Linked DNA regions of Homo sapiens: region 1 is linked to region 2. A link is an interaction called in ENCODE POLR2A ChIA-PET data of the cell type or tissue named here. Cell type or tissue: GM12878. All regions are shown on one strand. Links, peaks and the distances in the headings refer to the core of each region. The heading gives the core; the rest is flanking DNA. Region 1 has its middle 23 kb from the start of CMC1. Region 2 overlaps LOC105377008 (a long non-coding RNA gene).

Region 1 (2,925 bases), core at 270-2,769, 86 kb after region 2:
TAGGGCTGAAATAAGCTCATGAGGGCATGGCACTCCCCTTCCTCAGGAGACATGCTCAATGAAGACGAAGTTTCTTTTCTGGAATCTCTTTGAGAGGCACGAGTCACTGGTCTTGGTCACATTTCCCTCTCTTCTTTTCAACCAATTTTCTCTCAACACAGACATGTTTGCTGTCATAAAGTTGTAAACATATCTGTGATGCTGCTGGAGCTAAGCATTTTCAGATGTGTGGTTAATTGAGGCCTTCTAGGAAGGTCAGATTAGGCCTGAGAACTAAAGTGTCCTACATGTAAGGGGGGTCATGGTGATAAATTATAGTCATTCTTATTTATTGACTGGTAGTACAGTAGCATGGAGTTGAGAATTTAGATTAGGAAAGAGTAACTAAATATGAATTGACTAGCCCATGTGCAATGATGCAAAATAATATGTTACCAACAGACTGATTAGAAATGTGGGAATGCTATGCTCCTGGTCCAGCTACTTGGATTTTTATCTCATTTTTCTTCTACCAAAAACCTAGTGGCTTGAATTTGCTTGCCTTATGTCATACCCAAACCAAGAGGAAAGGAGCAATTTGGGGCTATGGATTTATAATGGGAGGCACTTAGAAAACAGTTGGAAAGGCATTGACCCAAGCTTGCAGATCTCTGAGCAACAACCTTGTCTGAGTGTCTTTCCATACAGAACCATGCCTGGAAGAATATTTGCATCCACATATCTAAAGAAGCAAGAAAGCATATGAGATGAAAGAGTCATTTTTCTGAATGAGAGAAGCAAATTTTAGTTCATTTTCAGTGCTTGGTTTACGTTTTAAAGAAGACTAACAACATTAATGATCAAGTGTAGGACCGAAGCTAATACTAATCTAGAAATTGTTATCTTTCATGGTGGATTAAAATCTGAGCTTATTTTTACTTCAAAAATGAATGTGGTTAAAGGTCAACTTCTATCCCTTAGTGTCTCATTTCAGTCACGACACCCTTCACATCAAAGCTAATTCACTGAAATAGAAAAATCAGATCTCCAAAGAAGTGATGAGGCAGATTCTAAATTAACAGACTTCATCATTAGGGTAAGGGAGCAGCAGCAAATCAAAAGTCAGTTGGAGAGCTCATTATTATTATTGTGCTTATAATAATAAGTTCTCCATTATTATATTTTCATTATTATTTTGAGTTACTTGACTGCTTAGAAGTTTCGCTGTATTTAATTAACCTTTCAGAGGACAAGTCTATAATTTCTGACTTTGCCCTATTGAAGTTATAGCAATTGTTAAAACCTGAAAAAGAGTTTCTGTTCCATTTTCTAATTCCATGAAAGACTGACTCATTTGTAAAATGCCTCCACATTTGTAACTGAAGATATGCACCAATTCACTCAGGAAACAAGCCTTGCTATACATGAGAGATCAATTGTTTTATGAAATGAAATTAAAAGTGTAAATGCTGTTAATGTTTTAAAGATCAATTGAAAGTACTCCTTAAGCTCATTTGACCAAGCAGTTTTTTTCCCATTTTTTGAAATCACACCTGTGTTAAGGCATGCACTCTTTTCCTCTATCTGGTAAGCACAAGGTGTGGGAACTGGTGCAATAGATAATTAATCTCTATTGCTATCTATAGTTTCATAGTTAACACTGTCTTAGCAGAAGTGTGAAAACACATTCACACCTTTGAAAATGGATGATTAACTAATCAAATGACAATATGAATGTCAGACAAAATTACAGAAATGACTGCAAGGCAGAGCTATTTATGATTATAACATTCTATTTAATTATTAAGGGTGGATTGTTCAGTATAATCTGTGCTCCTCAAACATCTAGGCAGATTCTCAACTTTTTAATTGCAGGACTCCTCAAAAAAGAATGAAGAAAATTTTAGATTTCCCCTTAATTAAGGAGTTTTAAATACAAGAGGTTAAAAAGGAAAAGAGAGGTACAGTTCAAGACCACCTGCAAAAGGGAGCCAAGAAGCGATAATCACATTTGAGTGAACTGTCAATTTTTTCCTCTGGACTTTGTAATTTCCATTTAAAATGCAGAATAATCTGAATACATATTTGAATATTCAGTCTATCACAGCAAAGTCTCTTTTGATAGTCTGATGTGTAAAAATCTAAATTGGGAGGTGTATTAGTTCATTTTCAAGTTGCTAATAAAGACATACTCGAGAATAAGTAACTCTTAAAGAAAAAAGTTTAATTGAGTCACAGTTCCACAGGGCTTGGGAGGCCTCAGGAAACTTACAGTCATGGCACAAGGGGAAGCAAACATGTCCTTCTTCACATAAGGGCAGGAAGGAAAGAATGAGAGCAGAGCAAAGTGGGAAGCCCCTTGTAAAACCATCAGATCTTGTGAGAACTTACTATCACGAGAATAGCATGGGGAAAACTGCCCCCATGATTCAATTACCTCCCACCTGGTCCCTCCCACCACACATGGAAATTATTGGAACTACAATTCAAGATGAGATTTGGGTGGAGACATAGCCAAACCATATAAGGAGGTAGGACCCTATATTCATTATCTTGCTAATTTTCTAAGTTAACTGTGTGTAAAGTTTAAGAAATGATCATTGGAAAAAGACAATGACACTCTTGGAGGAATGCAGATCTAATAATCGAATGTTTAAAACCAATATTCCATGTACCTTGTATTAAAAGCCTTTAGAATAAAAGTATCTATCCATATTTATATTTTAAAGCCAAAGTGTATATTAGTGGCTCATATATCATATTGCCTTATAGTGTAGTATTTTAAGGACATCTTAACTGCCCTCTAATGCCTTGAAATCTGGCTACATATCTGACTTATTACCCTGCCCCTAATTAGTAGTGTTTCATACTAAGTAAGCACTCTCGTCTATTGAATAAATGCTAATGGTAAATGATGAGACAAAAGTTGCCATCAAGTTGCATTTT
Region 2 (2,925 bases), core at 104-2,603:
CCTCCATCTCTACAGCTCAGTTGATTCTCCCACTTCAGCCTCCTGAATAGCTGGGACTACAGGCACGTGCCACCACATCAGGCTAATTTTTAAATTTTTTTGTGGTGACAGGGTCTTCCTATGTTGCACAGGCTGGTCTTGAACTCCTGATTTCAACAGATCCTCCCACCTTGGCCTCCCAAAGCATTGGGATTATAGGCATGAGCCACCATGCCTGGCCACTAATGCAGTTAAATATTAGGAATTTGTTATATAATATTACAAGAAGTTAAGAGGTAATTTTCCACAAGTCTGTCTCAGTTGTTCAATGGTGTCATCAAAGACCTTCCACTATGCCATCTTCAGGGTGCTGGCTCCTGTCATATGGGTTGCTTCAAGGTTGCAAAATGGCTGCTGCAGTTCTAACCATCACAGTCACTCACAAATATTTGCATGCAATCATTCAGTTAGTAAGTAAATTTTATGAGACAGTACTAAATACCAGGCATTATTGTAAGCATGGGAACATAACCATAAACAAAACTGAGGAAGTCACTACTCTCATGAAGCGAGCCGGGCTGGAGTACAGTGGCACAATCACAACTCACTGCAGCTATGACCTCCCAGGCTCAAGCCATCCTCTTGCCCCAGTCTGCCAAGTAGCTGGAATTGCAGGTGTGCACCATCCTGCCTGGCTAACTTTTGTGTTTTTTGTAGAGACGAGGTCCCACTATTTTGACCAAGCTGGTCTGGAACTCCTGGGCTCAAGCAATCTGCCCACCTCAGCCTCTCCAAGTGCTGGGATTTCAAGCATGAGCCACCGTACCTGGCCCTCTTTATATAACTTTTAATCATGAAGAAAAATATTTCTCTGAAGCCACCAAACTTCCTTCATGGGTCAGCATTATGTCACATGAGTAACCCTCCTTATAAAGGAAGCTGGGAAAGCAAGTCTCCAAAATTTTCGGCCTCTATCATGACAGGTGGTCATGATAGAGGAAAGAAGAAGTAAAGGGAACAGCTGCCCAAGAGGCAACCAACAGTATTTGCTACAAATCATGCTAAGCATAGGTAGTCATTCAGTATCTGCTTTTTGATAAAGCATTAAGGTTGACAATTATTGCCCTGTGGCTGAAATTTAATATTTCTCTCTGAAAGTTTTTGCCTTCTAAGTTTCTGTCACTTATTCTAACAGCCTTAATCATGCAGCAGCTCCAACATTCTAACAAACATGCTTTGGAAATTCACCAAGAAATGCTGGCTTGCTCCCAGGACTAAGTGATGGCATTTAATTTGCTCACCTGGAAAGAAGGACAATTCCAGAAAAGACCATTTCTTCTTGTATTACTTATTGGTCAACCAGCAACCTTTAAGTCAAAGCTGTGAATATATATAATCTGTCAGGCTTCTCTATGTTTTCTTCAGGACCAAGCCTCAGTTTCAAACTTCTTTTGTCCAGTGTAACTGCAAGACCCACTTTAGACTCTTCACTTCGCTTCTCCGTGGGCAATAAAGCAGCAGTTCCATCACCATTGTCCAAACAGCAAATGAGAAGTGATGTTTCAATATAAGCTACTGTCTGGAAAAGAAGAGAAAGAGGCAGCTTTTCTGACAGAGCCGTTCACACTTTTCCTGCACAGCTGGGAGACATTAGCTGAATTTCCCCAGACTGGTCTGCTTTCTGGCATGGTAAATTAAAAACCCTGAGAGCCTCCAAGGTAAGCTGGATTTCTATCATACACATTTAGCAGCTAAATCACCAAAAGTCACTTTCGAAAATTCACGCAAAGCTGCATCTTTACCCAAGGTCAAGAGTTCAGCAGAAGTTAGCACAAAGGGGATTGTGGGCAGGAGGCAAGAAAAGGGAGAGAAAATATCGATAGATTATCTCTATTCAAAAGCTGCTTTTATTTTGAGGAACTTTGTGCTCAGAAAAGTAGATAGAAGATAGTTCTGCAATAAATAGTATAGGACATATATGAAAAGAATAAATAATATTTCAATGTATGTCAATTTCCATTTCTGCCACCATATTAAGGAGATGGGAAGAGCATTAAAAGAGCCATAGGCCCATCACATTGGTTCATGCCTATAATTCCAGCACTTTGGGAGGCCAATGTGGGAGGATCACCTGAGGTCAGGAGTTTGAGACCAGCCTGGCCAACATAGTGAAACTCCATCTCTATTAAAAATACAAAAACTTAGCCGGGTGTGGTGTCGGGCACCTGTAATCCCAGCTACTTGGGAGGCTGAGGCAGAAGAATCGCTTGAACCTAGGAGGTGGAGATTGCAGTGGGCCAAGGTCATTCCACTGCACTCCAGCCTGGGTGACAGAGTGAGACTCTGTCTCAAAAAAAAAAAAAGCTAGATTTTGGTCCCACATCATGACTAATTAACAGTGAGATTTTGAACATGTCATTTAGCTATGGGGCTCAAAGTCCTATCCCCTTCACTTTATGGGAATTTAGTTATGAAAAATTCTATTTCCCCAGGTATTTTGTGATCTATTATCAGCTTTTGATTCCATAGATAAGGACAATCTCTGGGCTTTTTGTTTACATTCTGCCTTATTCCACAAGGAATCTCAGGCTGCTCTGTGGGCCAACTTACATGACTTTGGTGTAGATCTCAGATTTTAAATGTTTATCTAAATCAATATGGCAATACCAGAATGGATTTTGAAAGAGTCAATTCTAATTTTAAATGGCTTAAAACCAGACTGCACCTAAACATTTTTATTTATAATTTTTGCCTAAGTAATTTATTCTGGCTCAAAAGATCTATATATTTTCTCCTATATATGCCCCAACATATAGATAAACATAGAGACAAGCATCCTTCCCTATGCTGATGATGTAATCTTACTATTATAAGAATATCCTCAAGAAAAATGGAACCTGCTGGCAAATTGCCAATTTGAATTTAAAGAAAAAAAGAATCTTATCA

What was found. Peaks named below come from ENCODE experiments on the same cell type or tissue, not always from the same donor. Only the 100,000 strongest peaks of a DNase experiment are listed, where the experiment ranks them.
Region 1: POLR2A ChIA-PET joins it to region 2 with 10 read pairs; 4 of 35 experiments call an interaction of 5 or more read pairs at or near these places.

What each region holds. Positions count from the first base shown.
Region 1 is chr3:28,217,260-28,220,184 of GRCh38, forward strand. No RefSeq gene overlaps it. Among named protein-coding and RNA genes, the nearest start is that of CMC1, 23 kb to the right of the region's middle. In GM12878, for the core only: no CTCF peak of the experiment used is centred there; a DNase peak (open chromatin) is centred at 1,452.
Region 2 is chr3:28,131,521-28,134,445 of GRCh38, forward strand. LOC105377008 (a long non-coding RNA gene) reads right to left here. Exons shown (of 3, transcript XR_940674.3): 2 at 1,281-1,558. Among named protein-coding and RNA genes, the nearest start is that of LINC01967, 100 kb to the left of the region's middle. In GM12878, for the core only: no CTCF peak of the experiment used is centred there; no DNase peak of the experiment used is centred there.